2 separate regions of the Homo sapiens genome follow, and region 2 is linked to region 1. A link is a loop called in an ENCODE intact Hi-C map of the cell type or tissue named here. Cell type or tissue: HCT116. All regions are shown on one strand. Links, peaks and the distances in the headings refer to the core of each region. The heading gives the core; the rest is flanking DNA. Region 1 has its middle 510 kb from the start of FBXO33. Region 2 overlaps LOC105370461 (a long non-coding RNA gene).

The links. Hi-C counts contacts between places; a loop is a spot of excess contacts. Peaks named below come from ENCODE experiments on the same cell type or tissue, not always from the same donor. Only the 100,000 strongest peaks of a DNase experiment are listed, where the experiment ranks them.
Region 2: a loop joins it to region 1, with 5 times the contacts of the local background. A loop is called at or near these places in 2 of 110 quality-filtered maps.

Annotation. Positions count from the first base shown.
Region 1 is chr14:39,936,001-39,947,175 of GRCh38, forward strand. No RefSeq gene overlaps it. Among named protein-coding and RNA genes, the nearest start is that of FBXO33, 510 kb to the left of the region's middle. In HCT116, for the core only: no CTCF peak of the experiment used is centred there; no DNase peak of the experiment used is centred there.
Region 2 is chr14:39,484,871-39,496,045 of GRCh38, forward strand. The region is part of intron 2 of LOC105370461 (a long non-coding RNA gene); the gene reads left to right. The region is part of intron 2 of LOC105370460 (a long non-coding RNA gene); the gene reads left to right. LOC112267899 (a long non-coding RNA gene) reads left to right here. Exons shown (of 3, transcript XR_001750732.3): 2 at 147-387; 3 at 7,385-8,648. Among named protein-coding and RNA genes, the nearest start is that of FBXO33, 58 kb to the left of the region's middle. In HCT116, for the core only: a CTCF peak has its summit at 6,363 (motif pointing right); a DNase peak (open chromatin) is centred at 6,391.

The sequences.
Region 1 (11,175 bases), core at 1,610-9,609:
TGGATCCCTTCCTTACACCTTATACAAAAATCAATTCAAGATGGATTAAAGATTTAAACGTTAGACCTAAAACCATAAAAACCCTAGAAGAAAACCTAGGCATTACCATTCAGGACATAGGCATGGGCAAGGACTTCATGTCCAAAACACCAAAAGCAATGGCAACAAAAGACAAAATTGACAAATGGGATCTAATTAAACTAAAGAGCTTCTGCACAGCGAAAGAAACTACCATCAGAGTGAACAGGCAACCTACAAAATGGGAGAAAATTTTCGCAACCTACTCATCTGACAAAGGGCTAATATCCAGAATCTACAATGAACTCAACCAAATTTACAAGAAAAAAACAAACAACCCCATCAAAAAGTGGGCAAAGGACATGAACAGACACTTCTCAAAAGAAGACATTTATGCAGCCAAAAAACACATGAAAAAATGCTCATCATCACTGGCCATCAGAGAAATGCAAATCAAAACCACAATGAGATACCATCTCACACCAGTTAGAATGGCAATCATTAAAAAGTCAGGAAACAACAGGTGCTGGAGAGGATGTGGAGAAATGGGAACACTTTTACATTGTTGGTGGGACTGTAAACTAGTTCAACCATTGTGGAAGTCAGTGTGGCGATTCCTGAGGGATCTAGAACTAGAAATACCATTTGACCCAGCCATCCCATTACTGGGTATATACCCAAATGACTATAAATCATGCTGCTATAAAGACACATGCACACATATGTTTATTGTGGCATTATTCACAATAGCAAAGACTTGGAACCAACCCAAATGTCCAACAATGATAGACTGGATTAAGAAAATGTGGCACATATACACCATGGAATACTATGCAGCCATAAAAAATGATGAGTTCATGTCCTTTGTAGGGACATGGATGAAATTGGAAATCATCATTCTCAGTAAACTATCGCAAGAACAAAAAACCAAACACCACATATTCTCACTCATAGGTGGGAATTGAACAATGAGATCACATGGACACAGGAAAGGGAATATCACACTCTGGGGACTGTGGTGGAGTGGGGGGAGGGGGGATGGATAGCATTGGGAGATATACCTAATGCTAGATGACGAGTTAGTGGGTGCAGCGCACCAGCATGGCACATGTATACATATGTAACTAACCTGCACAATGTGCACATGTACCCTAAAACCTAAAGTATAATAAAAAAAGAAAAGAAAAAGAAAAAAAAAAAAAAGAAAGTTATTGAAGATTAAAATGCTTATTCTATAATAAAAGCCAATGCCAGCATGCTGATATATAATCTCTATAGATCAAAAAATATTCATGCCTTATTCTCAGATTTTTAATAGTGGCTCTAAGCAGTCTTAAAAATTTATTATTTAGACACCTTATCCTATATTTTAAAAATATTTTGTTAGTATACTGTGGATGTTATACAAGTCATATAATGGATAGAGAATTTCTTACATAAATTTACAATATAATTTTTTTAAATAAAACTTTTGTGAAATTATTTTCAAATGTTAAAAAAAAAATAAAACTTCTCAGAGTTATTTTGTACTGAATGGAAGTCCCACCAAGTCCTGCTAATTCTATTTAAATGTCTTCCGCATCCACCATGCACTTTTTATCTCTATTGTTAATATACTTGGTTCAAACATTCATCATCGTGTATGCTTTGGAATTAGTCTCCTAACTGAACTTGAAAGTCTTTATTTCTCACGTTGTCATCAGATATCTCTTTCTGACTTACAAAACTGAAACCTGTTTGAAGCCCACTCTAGCACATAGTAAGTATTCAACAAAAATTATTTTTCTTCCTAATATTTCTCTTCTAGTGATGTAGCACGTTGCTTGTAAATAAGCAAGCTCTCCAACATTGGTGACATTCAGGTAGCTGCTGAATAAAATATGTTAGGGATTCCACAGCAGGGATTTTCCTATAGTGTTGAGATTGGACTGGAACAACTAAGTTGCTTTCCAGCTCTTGGCATTCTCTAATTCTATGACATGGAGACAGGCCGAGTTTAAGAAAATTATCACTTTGAAAAATTCACAATATTTTAGACATTTTTTTTCAGTCCCGTTTGGATGTCCTCTTAGTTCCAAATATCTGTATAAATCCTATTAAGTGACTGGGTTAAGTGACTGGGTGCGGTGGCTCATGCCTGTAATCCCAGAACTTTGGGAAGCTGAGGAGGGCAGATCATGAGGTCAGGAGTTTGAGACCAGCCTGGCCAACATGGTGAAACCCTGCCTTACTAAAAATACAAAAATTAGCTGGGCATGGTGGTGGGCGCCTATACTCCTAGCTACTTGGGAGGCTGAGGCAAGAGAATCACTTGAAACTGTAAGGTGGAGGTTGCAGTGAGCCGAGATCGCGCCACTGAACTCCAGCAAAACTCCGTCTCAAAAAAAAAAAAAAAAAAAACACCTACTAAATGTGAGATTTTAAAAAATAGATTTTAATACCTACAGAAATTTGTTCATTATATTAGGTATACAGTTTTATACCTGATTGATTAGGAGAATCTTTATGACAATGTTTTTTCCTCCGAAGAGTTTTTTCCTCTGTTTCTTTTGAACATGCTAAAGAGAAACAGACAAAAGAAAGGAACATTGTTTAATATTGATGTTTTGATTATTTTGATGTTATAAAAAATAACTAAAGCAAATGATATTTGCAAATATTTAGTTTTTTATTATTTAAATGTGCTGTCAAATATCATATAAGAAAGGTGAAACAAATAAACCAAATAACAAATAAGCACATTGTGGCATTGGCCAGAACCTGCTGTGATTATTAATTATGGATTCTCATTTTCTATATATAATGATCTCACTATAACTCCAGTTGAGGAGGTTAGAAATGAACTTAGAATTCTGGCATGAAGTGACCACTTTGAAAACTATTGTTTTCTCTGTAACTGAAGGTTTTGGAATAGATTTGAAGAGAGCCATCTTATGTTGAATTTTATTTCATAGCAACTAGTTTTATAGCACATTCTCATAACAGTGAATTTTCAGTTTTTGTATTTGAATTATTAAGGTGATAATCAAGCTGCTGCCTTGCTTGTGCTTGTATCTGCACCTGTACAATTCTTTGATATGCATACTTTTTCTTGTATGATTAAGGGATTTTTGCCATATTGCCCAGCCTGGTATTGCAATAAGACACATTTCTCCACAAAGTAGGCTGAGTCACACCCTGAGAATAAAGTCCTCATAGAGCTGCTGTTTACTTAGGAGAGAGGCTTGTCCCTGAGACCAGAAATTAGGAATGGGAGGAATTTATTGGGCATTAGTGTTAGAATCCTTCTTGGACCATGGAGGCATCACAGTGACTGAAAGGCTACTAGGTCCTAGAGATATTCTCTGTGTGAAGCCTCCTGGGATTTGTGAAGATTTATGGTGTGAAGCTGGTGTCTTTGAACTGACCCTTTGAAACTAAGATATTGAGATTCTCTTTTCTCTGTGTCAGGAGTATGGAATAGGCCAGGTTTTAAGGGCCAGTTAGGGAAAAACAATTAAGCAACAATGAAAACAATTTACATTTGTCTAGGTTGAATTGTTTTATCTCTCTGACCCATTTTTACTTTCTTTTTCCCTTTCTGCTTCAGCATCTGTTAGATGCAGAATTGTGCCACCCTTCCCAAATTCCTATGCTGAAGCTCTTACCCCTAGTAACTCAGAGTGTGACTGTATTTGGAGTCTTTAAAGAGATGGTTAAGGTAAAATAGGCCATTAAGATGGGCCCTATTCTAATCTGATTGGTGTTCTTATAAGAAGAGGAAATTTGGACACACGAAGAGATACCAGGGATGTGTGTGCACAGAAAAAACACAGGAGGTGACCATCTGTTAGCCAAGGAGAGAGGCCTCAGGAGAAACTGGAGCTTTTGACACCTTAACCTCTTAGACTTCTTCGGAACTGTGAAAAATAAAATTTTCTTGTTTAAGCCACCAAGTCTGTGGTACTTTGTTATCATAGCCTAAGCAGATGAATATAGCATCTAACAAAGCACCCCTTTGGAGTACCAGCTGGGTGTGTCAGTGCTGAAGGGAACCAAACAACCCAGGACACAGAAATCAATAAGAGAGAATACCAAGAGGTAGATAAAATTTATGACTTCTGTGTCTTGTTGCTTTTGCTCAGTAGGCATGGGAGTTCTTTTTTATTTTTTAAGAAAGAAGACAATTCCCCTCGAATTACCAGTTGTAAGCTGAACGATGAAGAAACTTGGAAGATTAAAGTGAATTATATTAACCAAATCATTTTCATTTCGTGTAGTTTTAAATGCAGTTGTTTAAAATCTATGTGAGATTTTTTTTAATTGCTTTTGAATCCTGGGAAAATGAGTTCTTACAAACTGTCATAATTCTGAGACATCAGCTTTTCCTTCGTCAGATATTTGTAGAAACCAGGAGCTGAAACAAAGCAATGGTTCAGGCAACCACAGAGACTTGCATGGATGATCACGTAAACTATACACCTATTCCCCATGGCTGAAGCTATCTGGTATATCATACTGTTTAAATATAATATTCTCAGAATTTAGGGAGAATCTGAAACAAAAAGAGCTGTGGTTTTATTTTGTAATTATAGAAGTATTACATGAGACAATTGTAAACCACTTACAGTTGTTAGAAGATAGTATTACAGTGCTTTTATTGTATTTCCTATATTTATTTATGACTTTTCAGTATTCTAATATAATTTTCCTTGAGCTTCTGAATTATTAGATCCTCTATATTATTATGACTATATATTGAATTATCAAGTACTAAAAAGTGTAAAACATTTCTGATTTCATGTAAACCTTGATTTTCAAGTTTCCGATCAAGAAAAGAAAAAAATGAAGAAAACTTTCATGTTGTTTCTAATTTGTTTTTTCTCCCCCCTTCAAATCAGAAGAGGGCCTGTAAATTCTAGAGGGAACTATTTTTTTATGCCTCAGGGAAAAAGTCTGTTATTGACTTAGACTGGCTAAATCTTAGGGGTTAATGTTGGTATTTCTATCCTAACTGTTCTACTCTATTAATTTCATATTAATAAAAATTATCACAAATTTAGTAGCTCAAAACAACGCATATTTATTTATTCTCTTAGAGTTCTAGGGGCCAGAATTCTAAAACTAGTATAACTGGGCTAAAATGAAGGTGTTGGCTGGCCTGTGTTCTTTCTAGAGGCTCTAGGGAAGAATTTGTTTCCCTGCCTTTTCAAGCTCCTAGAGGCTGCCTGCGTACCTTGGCTTGCAAATCCTTCCTCTATATTTAAAGCCAGCTGTATAGCATCTTCAAGTCTCTCTCTCTGACTTCTCCTTCTGTCCTTATGTCTCATTCTCCGACTGACTCTCCTGACTCCCTCCTATAAGGACCCTTATGATTATATTGGACCAATGGATAATCCAGGGTAATCTTCCATCTCAGAATCCTTTACATAGTCACATATGTGAAGTTTCTTTTGCCATTTAAGGTAACATATTTACAGGTTCTGAGTATTAGGACATGGACATCTTTGGGGGACCATTATTCTGCCTCTCATACCCATACAACCTGAAGCCCTTCTGCTTGTGAAATGGATCTATCAGGGCTCACACGCAGTGGATTAATTATCTTGGGAATTTTAATAGTCAGACTTACAGAGTACATGTATGCAATCGTGATCAGATTTAATGGGTATACCGGATTTAATAAAGAACTGCTGTTGGTGTGAAAACAGCCTGATGGATGCAAGTTGTCAGAGGATATAGAGGTCCACAACCCATTATCTGTAACTTAGGACGAGCTGGGTTTCAGACTTTTTTTTAAATTTTATTATTATTATACTTTAAGTTTTAGGGTTCACGTGCACAATGTGCAGGTTTGTTACATATGTATACATGTGCCATGTTGGTGTGCTGCACCCATTAACTCGTCATTTAGCATTAGGCATATCTCCTAATGCTATCCCTCCCCCTCCCCCCACCACACAACAGTCCCCAGAGTGTGATGTTCCCCTTCCTGTGTCCATGTGTTCTCATTGTTCAGTTCCCACCTATGAGTGAGAACATGCAGTGTTTGGTTTTTTGTCCTTGTGATAGTTTGCTGAGAATGATGGTTTCCAGTTTCATCCATGTCCCTACAAAGGACATGAACTCATCATTTTTTATGGCTGCATAGTATTCCATGGTGTATATGTGCCACATTTCTTAATCCAGTCTATTGTTGTTGGACATTTGGGTTGGTTCCAAGTCTTTGCTATTGTGAATAGTGCCTCAATAAACATATGTGTGCATGTGTCTTTACAGCAGCATGATTTATAATCCTTTGGGTATATACCCAGTAATGGGATGGCTGGGTCAAATGGTATTTCTAGTTCTAGATCCCTGAGGAATCACCACACTGACACCATCTGATCTTTGACAAACCTGACAAAAACAAGCAATGGGGAAAGGATTCCCTATTTAATAAATGGTACTGGGAAAACTGGCTAGCCATATGTAGAAAGCTGAAACTGGATCCCTTCCTTACACCTTATACAAAAATTAATTCAAGATGGATTAAAGACTTACATGTTAGACCTAAAACCATAAAAACCCTAGAAGAAAACCTAGGCAATACCATTCAGGACATAGGCATGGGCAAGGACTTCATGTCTAAAACACCAAAAGCAACGGCAACAAAAGCCAAAATTGACAAATGGGATCTAATTAAACTAAAGAGCTTCTGCACAGCCAAAGAAACTACCATCAGAGTGAACAGGCAACCTACAAAATGGGAGAAAATTTTTGCAACCTACTCATCTGACAAAGGGCTAATATCCAGAATCTACAATGAACTCAAACAAATTTACAAGAAAAAAACAAACAACCCCATCAAAAAGTGGGCAAAGGATATGAACAGACACTTCTCAAAAGAAGACATTTATGCAGCCAAAAAACACATGAAAAAATGCTCATCATCACTGGCCATCAGAGAAATGCAAATCAAAACCACAATGAGATACCATCTCACACCAGTTAGAATGGCAATCATTAAAAAGTCAGGAAACAACAGGTGCTGGAGAGGATGTGGAGAAATAGGAACACATTTACACTGTTGGTTTCAGATTTTTAAAAGGTAATGTGGTTCAGAACTATATATTACATAACGTTCCCAGTGGGCTCTGTAGCTAGATTAATTACTATTTCTGCAGTAAAAGATGAATATTCATATTTCTTATTAAGATAAAAAGCACCTTAAATAGCCTTTTATCAGTTCCTGTCAGGTTTTTGCTGCCTCTTGACTTGCAAAAAATATGCAATTTTTAGAAGCCTTTTGATTTTGTAATTGTCTATGGTATCATTGCGTAGGGAAGACCAAGAGCCAGAAAATACACAATGCACACATGCACATGTGCAGATACCTCTGCAAACAACTTTAATATACTTGTGTGTTTAGTCAAAGTTGGGCTGAAATTTGTGCATGAAAATGAGCTAGAAAAAAGTAGGTTCATACATAATAAGAACTTTACTAAGTATTCTGTCATAAATCTCTTTTCTCACTTGAATATAAGGAGCTGTTCTTGTATAGTTAGAGAAAACAACTATAGATGATTGAACTACTAGAAATTTTTCTTGGTACAGAGCCCTTAGTTTTTCTAACATTTACCTGGTAGGAACACTACGTGAGGGAAAAGAGTATTTTTCTCTAGACTGATGGAAACTAACTCTTCTAAATGTCGTTAGAGCTCTCGGAGAGCTAAGGGAGATCCATCAGTATGATTTTTTTTTTTTTTTTTTTTTGGTGGTGAGGGGGTACCCATTACCTCAAACATTTATCCTTTATGTTACAAGCAATGCAATTGTGTTTTATCTCTGTGAGTGTAATTATTTTAATTTTTAGCTCCCAGAAATAAGTGAGAACAGGCAAAGTTTGTCTTTCTGTGCCTGGCTTATTTTGCTTAACATAATAACCTCCAGTTCCATCCATATTGTTGCAAATGACAGGATGTCATTCTTTTTTTTTTAAATTTATTACTGGCTAGTACTCCATTGTGTATATGTAACAGATTTGCATTATCCATTCATCTGCTGAACACTTAGGTTGCTCCCAAATCCTAATTATTGTGAGTAAAAAAGTGCTGCAATAAACATGGTAGTGCAGATACCTCTTGCATGTATTAATTTCCTTTCTTTTGGATGTATACCTATGAGTGGGATTGCTGGATCATATGGTGGCTCGATTTTTAGGTTTTTGAGAAACTTCCAAGCTGTTCTCCATAGTGATTTCACTAATATACATTCTCACCAAAAGTGTATGAAGGTTCCCTTTTCTCCACATCCTCACCAGAATTTGTTATTGTCTCTTTTGGATATAAGGCATTTTAACTGGGGTGAGATGATATCTCATTGTAGTTTTAACTTTGCATTTCTCTGATGATCAATTATTTTGAGCATCTTTTCACATACCTGTTTGCCATTTGTATGTCTTCTTTTGAGAAAGTATCCAAATCTTTCACTCATTTTTAACGAGATTATTAGATTTTTTCTCCTGTAGAGTTATATATTCTAGTTATTAATCCTTTGTCACATGGGTAGTTTGCAAATATTTTCTCTCATTCTGTGGGTTGTCTCTTCACTCTGTTTATTGTTTCCTTTCCTGTGCAGAAGCTTTTAAACTTGTGACCTCATATATCCATTTTTGCTTTGATTGCCTGTGCTTGTGGGGTATTACTCAAGACATTTTTGTCCTGTCCAGTGTCCTGGAAATTTTCCCCTCTGTTTTCTTTTAGTGGTTTCCTAGTTCGAAGTCTTAGATTTAAGTCTTAAATCGATTTTGATTTGATTTTTGTGTATGACAAGAGACAGGAGTCTAGTTTCATTCTTCTGCACATGGATATCCAGTTTTCCCAGCACCATTTACTGAACGGACTCTTCTTTCCCCACTGAATGTTCTTGCCAACTTAGTCAAAAAAGAGTTCACTGTAGATGTATTGATTTATCTCTAGGCTCTCTATTCTGTTCCACTGATCTATATCTCTTTTTATGCCAATACCACCCTGTTTTGGTTACTATAACTCTGTGGTATAACTTAATGTCAGGTAGTGTGATTCCTCCAATTTTATTATTTTTGCTTGGGATAGCGTTGGCTATTCTGGGTCTTTTGTGATTTAGTATAAATTTTAGGATTTTTTTTTCTATTTTCGTGAAGAATGCCATCGGTATTTTGATAGGATCTCATCAAATTTATAGATTTCTTTGGGTAGTATGGATATTTTAACAATATTCGTTCTTCTAATCCATGAAAATGAAATATTTTTCCCTTTTGTGTGTGTCTTCTTTGATTTCTTGCATCAATGTTTTATAGTTTTTTTTTTTGTAGAGATCTTTCATTTCTTAGCATAATAATTCCTACATATTTAATTTCATTCTTAGGTCTAAGGGGAATTTCTTTCTTTATTTTTCAGATTGTTTGTTGTTGGCATATGGAAATACTACTAATTTTTCTGTGTTGATTTCATACCCTGCAACTTTACTAAATTCGTTTATCAGTTCTAATAGTTTTTTCTGGTGGAGACTTTGGGTTTTTCTAAATATAAGATCATATCATATGTAAACAAGGATAATTTGACTTTTTCCTTTCTAATTTGGATGCCCTTTGTTTCTTTCTCGTGTCTGATTATTCCAGCTGGAAGTTCTAGTACTATGTTGAATAACACTGATGAAAAGGGGTATCCTTGTCATGTTCTTAATCTTAGAGAAAAGGCTTTCAGTTTTTTTCCCAGTTCAGTATGATATTAGCTATGGGTTTGTTATATATGGCTTTTATTATGTTGAGGTATATTCCTTCTATACCCAGTTTTCTGAGCGTTTTTATTATGAAGGTATGTTGAATTTTATCAAATGCTTTTCCAGCATCAATAAAATGATCATATGATTTTTGTCCTTTATTCTGTTGACATGATGTATCACATTAGTTGATTTACATATGCTGAGCCCTCCTTACAACCCTGGGATAAACCCCACTTGGTCATGATGAATTATCTTTTTAATGTATTGTTAATTTCATTTGCTAGTATTTTGTTGAGAATATTTGCATCAATATTCAGTGATATTGCATGTAGTTTCCTTTTATTGATATGTCTTTGTTTGGTTTTGATATCAGGTAAGACTGGCCTTGTAGAATGAGTTTGAAAGTATTCCTTCCTCATTTTCTGGAATAGTTTGAGTAGAATTAGTAATGGTTCTTCTTTAAATGTTTTGTAGAATTCAGCAGTGAAGCCATTGGGTCCCAGACTTTTATTTGCTGGGAGACTTTTTATTACAACTTTGATCTCATTACTTGTTATTCATGTGTTCAGATTTTGAATTTTTTCAGGGTTCAATTTTGTTAGGTTGTATGTGTCTAGGAATTATTTATTTCTTCTATATTTTCCACTTTATTGGCAAGTAGTTATGGTAGTCTCTAATGAAACTTTGAATTTCTGTGGTATCAGCTGTAATATCTCTCTTTTGATCTCTGCTTTTATGTATTTGTGTCTTACCCTTTTTTTTTCTTAGTTTGGCTAAAAGTCTGTCAATATTTTAAATCTTTTTGAAAAAACAACTTTGTTTCATTGATCTTGTTATTTTTTCATTTCAATTTCATTTATTTCTCCTCTGATCTTTATGATTTATTTTCCTCTATTATTTTTGGGTTTGGTTTACTCTTGCTATTCTAATTCTTAAAGATGCATCATTAGGTTGTTTATTTGAAGTTTTCTTCTCTTTTGATGTAGGCACTTACAGCTATAAAATTCCCTCTTAGTTCTGCTTTTGCTGTGTCCCATAGGTGTGGGTATGTTGTGTTTCTTTTATCACTTGTTTCAAGAAAGTTTTTAACTTCTTTCTTAATTGATCCTTTGACCCACACTTTCAAGTTTATTTAGAGCCTCAGAATGCTTTATCCCATGGTGGTGAGGCTTGCAAGAACTGAAGTTCTTATTGCCGGGATGAGTGATTCACCTCTGGCTAGGGCCAGTTTAAATATTCCCTCTGTGGGCATGAGTCAGCTGAGTTCAGCTCCATTTTGCTTTCTGCTGTGACAGGTCAGCACTGAGTTCAATGCATTGTCTCACAATCACTGTGCTCTCCTTCCCCTAAGCAGACAGACTCTCTTCGTGTGTCACATGGTCACTATCAGGGGATGGGAGAGGGGTGGCATCAACAATTCAAGACTGTCTTTTC
Region 2 (11,175 bases), core at 1,422-9,421, 450 kb before region 1:
TCAGGGATGAGAAATAAAAATGAAAATTGCTAAATGGGTCATTGGGAATGACAGCAAGTGGGGCCATTCCTGCTGCTCCCCTTAGTTTCCTGTCTGCATTTTACCTATTGCAGATGCAGTCACTATGTAATGTTTTTTGATTTCAGGTATAACCTCATCCTGGAGCAGGGCACCCTATCGTCAGATGGTATCATCTTTAAGGGGTTGTCTCAGCCATGCCTTTAGAATTACCTTTCATTGCTTGTCATGCTGGAAGCTTCTGAATGTTGCATTTTGTGATAGAAACAGTGGGTACCATGGTCATGTGCTCACATCTCCTTTGCGGTAAAGAAAAGGATCACTCATTAACATCCACCAGATAACATTCTCCATGAAAGCACCAAATAAGTAAGTATACAAAATACTAACCAATTGAAATTATCCAGCTTCTGTCATTGGCCCCCTTAGTGCTGGCATAATGGACAAAGCAGCCATGGTGACAGGGATGGAGGCTATGCCCGGGCCCAAAAGTATGAGTTCTCTCTCACCAAAGCTGAACTAGCTACTGCTGTGCTCACACCGTGGTCATATGCTCACATCTCCTTTGCTGTAAAGACAGTCCCTTGGTCCAAGACAATGTTATGTGGAATATGGTTAAAGTGAACCAGAAACATAAGTTCTCAGGTAGTGGTTCTGGCTAAGGGTCTGCAGGCAGAAAGGTCAAATCCATGTTGTAATATATGTTGATTCTTGTCAAAGTGATTTATTTCCACTTTCAGAGTGGAGAGGGTCCAGTGTAATCCATTTACCAACAACTGTCTCGTTAATTTCTTTGAGGGAATGTGCTATATTGGGGGCTCAGCTTTGTGTCTGTTACTGGTAGGTTAGATAATCTGTAGTAGCATAGCAGTAGCTAGTTCAGCCTTGGTGAGAGAGAGCCCATACTGTTGGGCCCATGCATAGCCTCCATCCCTGTTGCCGTGGCTGCTTTGTCCTAAATTATACTAGCACTAAGACGGCCAATGACAGAAACTGGATAATTTCAGTTGGTTAGTATTCTGTATACTTACTTGTTTAGTGCCTTCTTCATGCAGAATGTTCTCTGGTGAGTGTTAATGAGTCACCCAAAGATCTTCATACTTTATGTTTACCCCCCTAGGTCCATTCTCATGCCCCTTTTCCAGGAAAACCAATTAAGAGACTTGGCAGTCTTTTAGATGAGAGTCGAGGCCCTGAGCTAGCAGAGCGGCAGTGAGAATATAAATAAACAATGATATATGAGTGGAATTTTAAGTTAGGCTTGTGACATTTTGGAGACCTTAAAGTTCCTAATCTGATTGATTAGGAAGATCAGAAGTTTGTTTGTTTGTTTGTTTGTTTGTTTATTTATTTGAGATGGAGTCTTGCTTTGTCACCTAGACTGGAGTGCAATGGCGCAATCTCAGCTTACTGGAGCCTCCGCCTCCTGGGTTCAAGTGATTCTCCTGTCTCAGCCTAATGAGTAGCTGGGATTACAGGTGCTCACCACCATTCCTGGCTAATTTTTTTGTGTTTTTAGTGGAGATGGGGTTTCACATTTTGGCCAGGCTAGTCTTGAACTCCTGACCTCAAGTGATCCGCCTGCTTTGGCCTCCCAAAGTGCTGGGATTACAAGCATGAGCCACAGCGCCTGGCCAATTTATTTATTTTTAATTTCTCATTTATTTTTAATTTGGATAGGAGAACCTTATTTCTCAGAAAGGGTTGTAGCCTACAGGGTGGCCATTCTGACAGGCTAGGAAGTGTAGCCTCCGGCCAGAAGCCATAAACAGATACTTCAAGGGAGGGGCAAAGAGCAGGAATTTTTGCTGAGCAGGATGGCCAAATATACATATTTAATAAGTTATAGGAGGAGTCATAAGTATTTATGAAAGGAGAAACATGTGCATGCACAATTGAGCTTCATACTCCTTCACGGGTCCCATGTACAAAAATTGTCAGTGTTAGCGTGATCTGAGGGTGGAATTTTCGGTCCTCTGATGCCAAAAGGTGAAGCAGAGGACATTAAAACCCTTATGTACATTCTTCGTAGATTGGCCAGAACCACTCCATCATCATTGGTCTCTTATCGGGTGAAAAGGAGGGGAAGCATCAGGCTGTTGGTTGATATCAGTGGTGTAGTCTTTTGAAAGGGCTGGTTTCTGCTAAGCCCTTAGGGAAGAAAGGCTAATTATGGTTAGCAAGGTAGCGAGTATAACAACATGTGTCTGACCTCTCCATCCCATCAAGACTGAGAACTCAGTTTTCAAGATTTCTCTGGGGTTCCTTTGGCCAAGAAATGGTCTGTTTAATCAATTGAAGGGGCTTAGAATTTTATTTTTAGTTTACATTCTCTCCCATTTGGCCAAGACCTGCCAGACTTTTCTTTTGTCCCATATCATTGCTGGGGTGATGTGGCTACCTGCTGCAGGTCCATCCTGTCCCTCAGTGGGACCCTTGTGACAGAGGGACTTAGAGCCAAAAGACTTACAGCCAACTAAACATTTTATGCCAGATGAGAATGGAGGTGGGCAGGTAACCATCAACACTTAAAACCTTTTAAGCAACATAAGAGCCAAAAACCAAAGCCAAAAAGTAAGGTTATAAAAGTGACTTACCAGTTCTATGCACTGAGCTACTACAATCTTGGTGTTAGTTACAGACTTGTAGCCGTTAGCTATATAAAACATAAGCATTTTGCTAAAACCATTTTAAGCTAAGGAATTTAGAGATTTTGTTGTTCTGCAATGCCTTTTGCAATCTCTTAAGTAATTTATCTTAAGGTGGCTGAAAAATTTCTTATTATATCATTATTTGTGTGAACCCCGTAACTGGGAACAACTATACTGAGAAGGCTTTGTCACCAGGTGTCTTGATATTCTCTTAGTAATTCTCATTTACTTCTATGGAAAGCAGGAAATTCTTTATGGTTGGATGGATGGAAAGGGACCACAAGATGGCTCAGGAGGAAAAGTCTCTCAAAAATTTGCCAGCTCTTTAGGCAATCTGTGTGCCTGTCCTTGATTTGGAGAGTCTGAACTAATTCTGTCCCTCAAAACTGGCCCTTACAATCTCACACACCCACCTTTTCCCCCATAGTCTCTGGGCCTAGAGAGAGGGTGCATCTGTTGTTTCAGCAGCAAGGCAATGACAATGAAAAAAAGATTGGGTCCAATAAGATTGCAAATGAGGGACATTCACAGCCTTTGTAGAATCATCTCTGGTTTTTACAATATCATGATTCTGGTTTTCTCAGAAGAAGTAAAACAGTGAGAGATAAATAACATTAATAATTTGACAATCAAAAGAGAATGTGTATGTCAGAATGGAAAAAGGAACCTATTCTGTTAGGGAGACAACTAAAACCATCATGCAGAAATTAATTTTAATTGAGACAAAAGATTTAGGAAAAAGTTGCTCTGTAGGTTGGAGACACAAATTTTATTTTAGACCAGCAGACTATTAGAAATGCTGGTACAAAACTCAAGAAAGGAGTCAGAATTAAAGACAAACACATAGCTGTGTCATAATCCTACCCATTTTATAACTGAGAAATATGGGAGAAAAGATTGTTGTCGCCTCTCTAATATACCCATTATAATCTTCAACCTGCTGAGTACTGGGGGATTAGGATCATGGGGGAACAAACAGATAAACAACAGCTAACACAAGAAAATGGATTTAATCAGGTTTAAAGCTTAGTCTTATGTAAGAATTTAAACATTTCGTTTCAATAATGCTTAGTGTCTTGGAATAATTGCTCAGGGTCTCAGATAGCTTCTCTTCCTAAGACAACATCTAAGTATGTGGTGCTGGGGTGGCTTCTATGATGTTACAGCTTAAGGAAGGCAGGATTCCCAGATTTGCATATTATCCCAAGGCTCCTCTGGTTGCCATGGCGATGTCCTTTGTTTGCTGGCTGCTGCTGCTCTCTCTCAGCATTTGGATTGCTTCTCCCACAGTTTGGTCAGAGCCTAGTGATGCTGCTGGTTGACAAAGCTTCTGGTATTGGGGAGCCCTCTGGATATGAGCTGGAGTCAGCTCAGGCTGGGTGGCTCACTCTGAGCCTCCATCTTCACTTCCACACAGAAGTCTCACCTGGCAAGCTCCCTAGCAAGATACTCTAGGGCTGACATTTGCCCACCTTGGGAAAGCTAAACTCATAGGCTCAGGTGCAAAGTTATTTTGATACTTTCTTGGTTATTTGCCTTTTAATTTGTTTAGTATCTATCACTGGCCGCCCTCCTTCCTCTAACACATACACACACTAGAATATAAGCTCATGATAATGGGGATCTTGTAATTCTTGTTCATTGCTGAATAACAAGCTCCAGGAAAAGTACCTGTCACATCATTGGCTAATAATAGACCTCTGTTAAATCAATGAAAGGAGGAAGGACAAAAATAATAGATGAAATCCCTAAGGAAGAACATGTCAAGTGAGAACAAGATGAGGACTAAAGTGTTTAGTACATCTTCTACTTTCTATTTTAGAGGCAGAAGGCAAAAGAGGCTCTAGGGAAGGAAAGTGAGAACTATTCAAGAGAAGTGTGCAGAGGTTGGGAGTGTAAAATTGGGGCAAGCATGCATCAGTAGACAGAGGTGATCACTGTTGCATAAAGCTTCAGAAGTTGAGCAGGAGTAACGGAATTGGCAACTTGAAGGTTATTGGTAATTTCAGGGAAAGTGGTACCAAGACATGAACCTGGGAAATTCAGTTTCAAGGAATTGTGCCATAAAAGGGAGAAGAGAATTGCAGCAGGTGAAGTCTTTTATGAAGATTGAAGTGAAGGGAAGAAGAATTAGGATATGCCACCTGACTCTTCAGAGCAAAAGACTCACGGAGGATTTTTTTTTTTTTTTTTTTTTGCCTCCAAGACAGAAGAGACTTGGTGTATTGGTATGTAGGGAGGAACTGGTGGAGAGGAAAATGAGGAAGACTGAAGAAGAAGATGGTTTATGAATTTAGGTCTCAGAACTTGACTGGGAAGGGATGAGATCAGCCTTAGAAAGGAAGATAAGAAAATAAGAATGGATGGAAAATAGGAAATCTGAAGCAAGTGGGAGGAAAATAGAAGAATTCACATCCGATTTTGCTCAGTACAAGAGGTGTCCGGCTTATTGGCTAAGAATGTGTGTGTGCAGACCCCTGTGAAAATTGCATGGTGAAACAGGGCCATGTCACAAGGTGTGGCTCCTTACTGCCCACACTTCTTTGATCCTTTATTGACTCAAAGTGAGTGGCCATGCTCCCTGGAGGTTCCTTTAGAGAGAGTGCTTTAAAGAGAGTGCTTTAGACATTCTTGTTTAAATTCAGATAGGAGACTTGGTTAAGGTCTGAGTGTCTTCTCCCTATAGCGTAATCAGTTTCTAAAGAGAGGCCTGGGTGCCTTAAGGTTCCCTAGAATCAATATGAGGATCTCAAATCTCAGACTCAACCCTCTTCATGATTCTGGATTATGTAAGTGATATGAATAATTTCAGTACTACAAATCTCAGGTTTGTCCCTCAGCAATGCTGACTCATTATTAAATAAATAAAATTTATTTATGCTAAATTTTCCTTAGTTGATTCTCTTAAGAATATCTTGTTTTAGATTATCTCATGGTAATTAAGAGTTTATGAATTATATGCTAATGGGAAAATCTAACTTCACATATCTTCTTTATTCTGATTTCATCTATACGAATTTTGTAAAATGTAATATTGGGCAAGGTAAAAGCCACTCCATAGACAAGGAATTACATAATGTGTATATTTGGAATTGAAATGTTTATTTAAAATTTTTTATTAATAAAAGTTTATATAAAGTGATGTTTGCTTTGTTTATACTTTTTGATCATCAATCATTTATTCATTTATTATATATATATTTATTTTTATATATTATTATATATTTATTAATATTATATATTTATTATATATTTATTAGTCATCTATGTGCAGGTTCTGTTCCAGGTGCTAGGAATATAAATGCAGAAAAGATGTAGTCCCTGAATCTTAGGAGTTTATGGTCTAGTTATGGGAGACAGTATAATCAAGTAATCAACTAAGTACAATGGATAGTGTATGTGCCCAAAAAAGAGAGTTGTCAATTCTGGTTAAGAAGGATGGGAAACCTCTATAAAGGAAGGTTTTACTGTTGAAATGGTGTCTGAATTCTGAAGGGCTACAAGTTATCTTCATTAGATTACTATTAGAGGATAAAATTTCGCTGGCAAAGAACTCATCTTATGCAAATTTGTGTTCCCATACAAGGGAAGAATTTGTCAGTAAATAAAAGATAAAGGCTTCCAAAGAATCACGAAGTTTAAAATTATAATAAAAGGTTTTTTTTTAACCAATACCAGTAGGTGGCAGTGTAACCTCATTAAAAAAAGACCGATGTAAGGATGAAAATGACTTTCCTGATTTTCCAGTCCTGATAATGAGGGTCTTCTGGGTTAAAAATGGATAAGAAAAAGTGGTTTTGAAATTTTTTCTCTGCAGGGCAGCTTTTCCTTGAATAAGCTGCTGTCTCATTCCTCCCCTGCTTCTCATTCATCCTGAAAGATCTACATAAAATTGACTTGGACACCTCCCCTTCCAAGGCCTGTGGGAGTCAGAAATCCTTCTCAAGATTTCTGCACGGCACTGACCCAGAAACAAAACTAAGTTCCCTGCTTGATGTCCACTAAAAGCCCATTCACATAAAACATTCATGATTTTAAGTGCCTTTAGTGAAGATTTGAGGAAAGGATAGCAGCAGAGTGTATACAGCAGCAACAAAACAACCTCTAATGGATCAGGCAGCCTCTCTTGTCTCAAAATGTTCCTTGGCCACCCACCACTATGGAATTTTACTGAATTTCTTTTTGTCAGCCTTTCTCTATCTAGTTGGCTCCTCTTTTTCCCTGCTCAGCCCTGTAATTTCAATTTTTTTCTCTCTTCTCCATTCCTTCTTCACTCTACCTCTTTCTTCTTTTCTTTACCTCCCTTTTCCCTCCTCTTCCCTCCCTCTTGCTCTTTCTTTCTCCCCTCCAAACCCACCAGTGTGCTCTGTGGTAGTGAGCCCTTCACTTAACAAAATCCCTCCTCTTTCTCCTCCTCCTCCCCACCATTGCCAAAAGGCAGCAGTGCCAGTTTATTACCCTGAAACAGAAAGCACGACAGTAATTTCAGTGTAATAAAAATGCTTTAAAAAACACTTCCCTGCAGATTTTTTTTAAATTAAGAAAATTGTGGTGGTTGCAGGTTTTTGCTAAGCAGGGTATTAATGAGTTTGTTAATATTCTCTACTCCTCCATCCATCTTCCATTTGCCTAGAAAATAAATCCCAGTTACTATCTGACTATCAGTATTTACCTTATTTGCCATTGATGTTGTTTTTGTTTTGTTTTTCCTTTAGGGTTTGTCTTGGTCCATTTTATGCTGCTATAACAGAACACCACAGACTGAGAAATTTATAAGGAATAGAAGTTTATTTGCCTCATGTTTCTGGAGGCTGGGAATTCCAAGATCAAGGGGCTGCATAGATTGAGGTCCTTTTTGCTGACTCATAACGTGGAAAGAGAGTGCACTGCATAGAAGAAAGGAGGCCAAACTCATTCTTTTATCATGAGCCTACTCCTGAAATAACTCACTCTCAAGATAATGGCATTAATCCATTCATGAAGGCAGAATACTCATGATGTAATCACCTCTTAAAAGGTCCTATTTCCTAACACTGTTGCATTAGGGATTAAGCTGTCAACACATGAATATTGGGGGACACATTCAAACCATAGCAAGAGTTCTTTGTCTTTGTGACTCGGTGTGGTTCAGCAAATTGCGATTGGTCTGCTATAGCGGACTTTCCCCTCACCTCCCAAATGTTTATTATGAAAAATTTCATTTTAAAGAAAGGTGGAAGGAATTGTTGAAAGAATATGTCATCTAGTTTCTACTGTTGTTAACATTGTGTCATATTTGCCTTTTCATCCATCCAACCACCCATCCATCTAGCTACCTTATAATTACTATTATTACTTATTATTACTATTATTTTTAAAGACACCTCTATTAAAGCAACCATCTTATTTTTTGATTTTATTTATTTTCAAAGTTAGTTGCAGACATTAGTATACTTTACTCCTAGACATTTTAGCGTGAACATAATTAACTGGAGTATAATACTTGTTTTCAATTTCTTTTTATTTTTGAGGTAAAATTTACATACAGTGAAATCCAAATCTTAAGTGTACCACTAGATAAATTTTGATAAATGCATTATGCCTGGTCTTCACACACCCTTTTCAATATATAGAAAATTTCCAGATAATTTATTTTGTTGTTTTTTTCACACACTAAGTTCTAGACTTTTCCAGGTCCGAGGGAACTATTAGGGGGGAAAGTACTTGTTATAGTAAAAAAGATTTTAGGTGTGTTTGTTTTTAAGGTGCAGAAACACATCGCAGATTAAGGTCTGCATCTCTGCTTTTTGTTATTGTTCCAGTTTGATCTCAGTGACATTACAAGCAAGCAGAAACACTCAGACATGAAATGGCCAGTGCCTGTGAGTTAAGAGCAGGATCTAGGTCTATTTTTTTGATATGTATCTCAACTACCTGGAATACTTTATACTTTTGGCACTCAATAAATATTTGTTGCTGCCAGACGATCTGCCACAAAAATTTACTGGGTCTATTTTATGGCTATTGTTTGTTCACCTTGAAAATAATCATGGGATCATAGAAGTCAAAGTCATGGAGAGCAGCACAGAGGTTTCTCAGCTGTTGATAAGTTCTTTACAGTAAAGCAGGGTTAAATGTAGAAGGTATGATACTGAGAGCTTCTCAAAGGTACAGAGGTGAATAGAGGAAAAAGAGCAGATAAATTCAGACAGAATGTCGTTAAGGTCCTAGCAGAAAAAAGACCTGAATTCGGAGTTCTCTTATGCTTTCTACTGGAGTTCCAACTCTGTGCTTGACCTTTCCAGGGCCTGCAGGTGCATGAAGATGGGTGGTTACTATTCCTAGAAAATGTTTATGTAGAAAAATACTGATACATGCTGATATGGTTTGACTGTGTCCCCACCCAAATCTCATCTTGAATGGAACATATTGCAAAGTGGTAGCATGATATTTTACTAAACTAAGTTACTGTCAAGACATTCAGAGATATTTTTAAATGGTACACCAAATTTCAACACCCTAAATGCTCACTCAAGCTGATTACAAATGATTGCTTGCCATTCTTTGTGTATGAGTGTGATTACCACCTGCAGTAACTTAAAGACGACTATTCAGGGTGAAATCTGCCTCTGAATTGCCATCCTGGTCACAAATCTTTTCCTTCCCAAGTGGAAATCTTCTCCAGAAGAAATAATAACAATAGTATTTTGGTTAGTGTTCAGTTGTGGAGAGTAAAACTCACTCTAGCTAGTTTAAGCAGTAAGGTGTTCATCACGGAGCATTAAATGGCCCACAGATTTTAGGTTGAGTGTCCAGGAATGGTTCCCAAAGCCACATTGGCTGTCAAGGGATTATGCCTTTGCTACCATTAGAAAGCCATGGTATAAGAAAGATACCATCACAGCTGTTAGCTCTAGAGCCTCTGCTATCAGTGGAAAATAGCCTACCAAGTTAGGAAACCTTTGCTACAGCTGCTGTCCCAGGCTGCCACTGCAGTTCTAAGGCACATCAACAAAATTGGATTCCAGACTCTAGGCTGAGTGTCATTCCTGGACACTCAACCTAGAAGTTTAACATCTAATTGTAGGAACTTAAATCTAGAATCCTAGGTGCAAGGGATTGGGAAATGGTGCAAGGGATTTAGTCCCATTATATTAAAAGAAGTTAGAATGCATGCTTACTGGCCAGTGTTTACTAGAAATATCTAACATTTGTCAAGAACCTGTACGTGAGTCACGGTAATTACTTCTTCACATGAATGATCTGAGTCTTACAACCACCCAATTAGGTAGTTACGTCCTATTAGTGAGATACTATTATTATAGCCACTTTTACAGGTGAGGAATCTGCTGGTAGGAAAAGTTATTTTCTCAAGCTCGGGTCACAGAACAGAACATGGTGAAATTGGCATTTGAACCTAAGTGTGTTTGACTCTAAATTCTGGAATCTGGTCTCTTAACAATCATACTATACTGTTTCTACTATCTTTACCAATTAAGTGAAAAGAAAATTAGTTTAAAAGATATTTGGATATCATCAATCATCAAGACACTGTGCTAAGATCATACATAAATTTTTTTTTTTTTTGAGACAGTCTTGCCTGTCACCCAACCTGAAGTGCAGTGGCATGATCTCGGCTCACTGCAGACTCCGCATCCTAGGTTCAAGCAATTCTCCTGCCTCAGTCCCCAAGTAACTGGGATTACAGGTGTGTGCCACCATGCCTGGCTAATTTTTGTATTTTTAGTAGAGATGGGGTTTCACCATGTTGACCAGACTGGTCTCGAACTCCTGACCTTGTGATCTGACTGCCTTGGCCTCCCAAAGTGCTGGGGTTACACGTGTGAGGATGGCATTAATCTAGAGGTAAACTATAGGCACAATTATTATACAAGGTAGGAAGTAAATGTCATAAGAGAGTATAGACAAAATGCCCTTGGAATTATTTGGAGAGATTTACTCAGAGAATTCAGAAAGAAGTTTAGCTAACACTGGGCTTTGAAGGGTAAATGGTTTTTGAACATTCAGAAAAGGAAGAAGGTTACTTGTATCAGGCTGTTCTCATGCTGCTAATAAAGACATACATGAGACTCAGTAATTTATAAAGAAAAGAGGTTTAAATGACTCACAGTTCAGCATGTCTTGGGGAGGCCTCATGAAACTTACAATCATGGCAGAAGAGGAAGCAAACACATCCTTCACATGGAGGCAGCAAGGAAAAGTGCAGAGCTGATATGATTTGGCTGTGTCCCCACCCAGATCTCATCTTGAATTCCCATGTGTTGTGGGAGGGACCCAGTGGGAGATGATTGAATGATGGGGGCAGATATTTCCCGTGCTGTTCTCATGATAGTGAATAAGTCTCATGAGATCTTATGGTTCTACAAGGGGGAGTTTCCCTGCACAAGCTCTCTCTCTTTGCCTGCTGCCATCCATGTAAGATGTGACTTGCTCCTCTTTGCCTTCCACCATGATTTTGAGGCTTCCCCAGCCACGTGGAATTGTGAGTTCTCTGTTAAACCTCTTT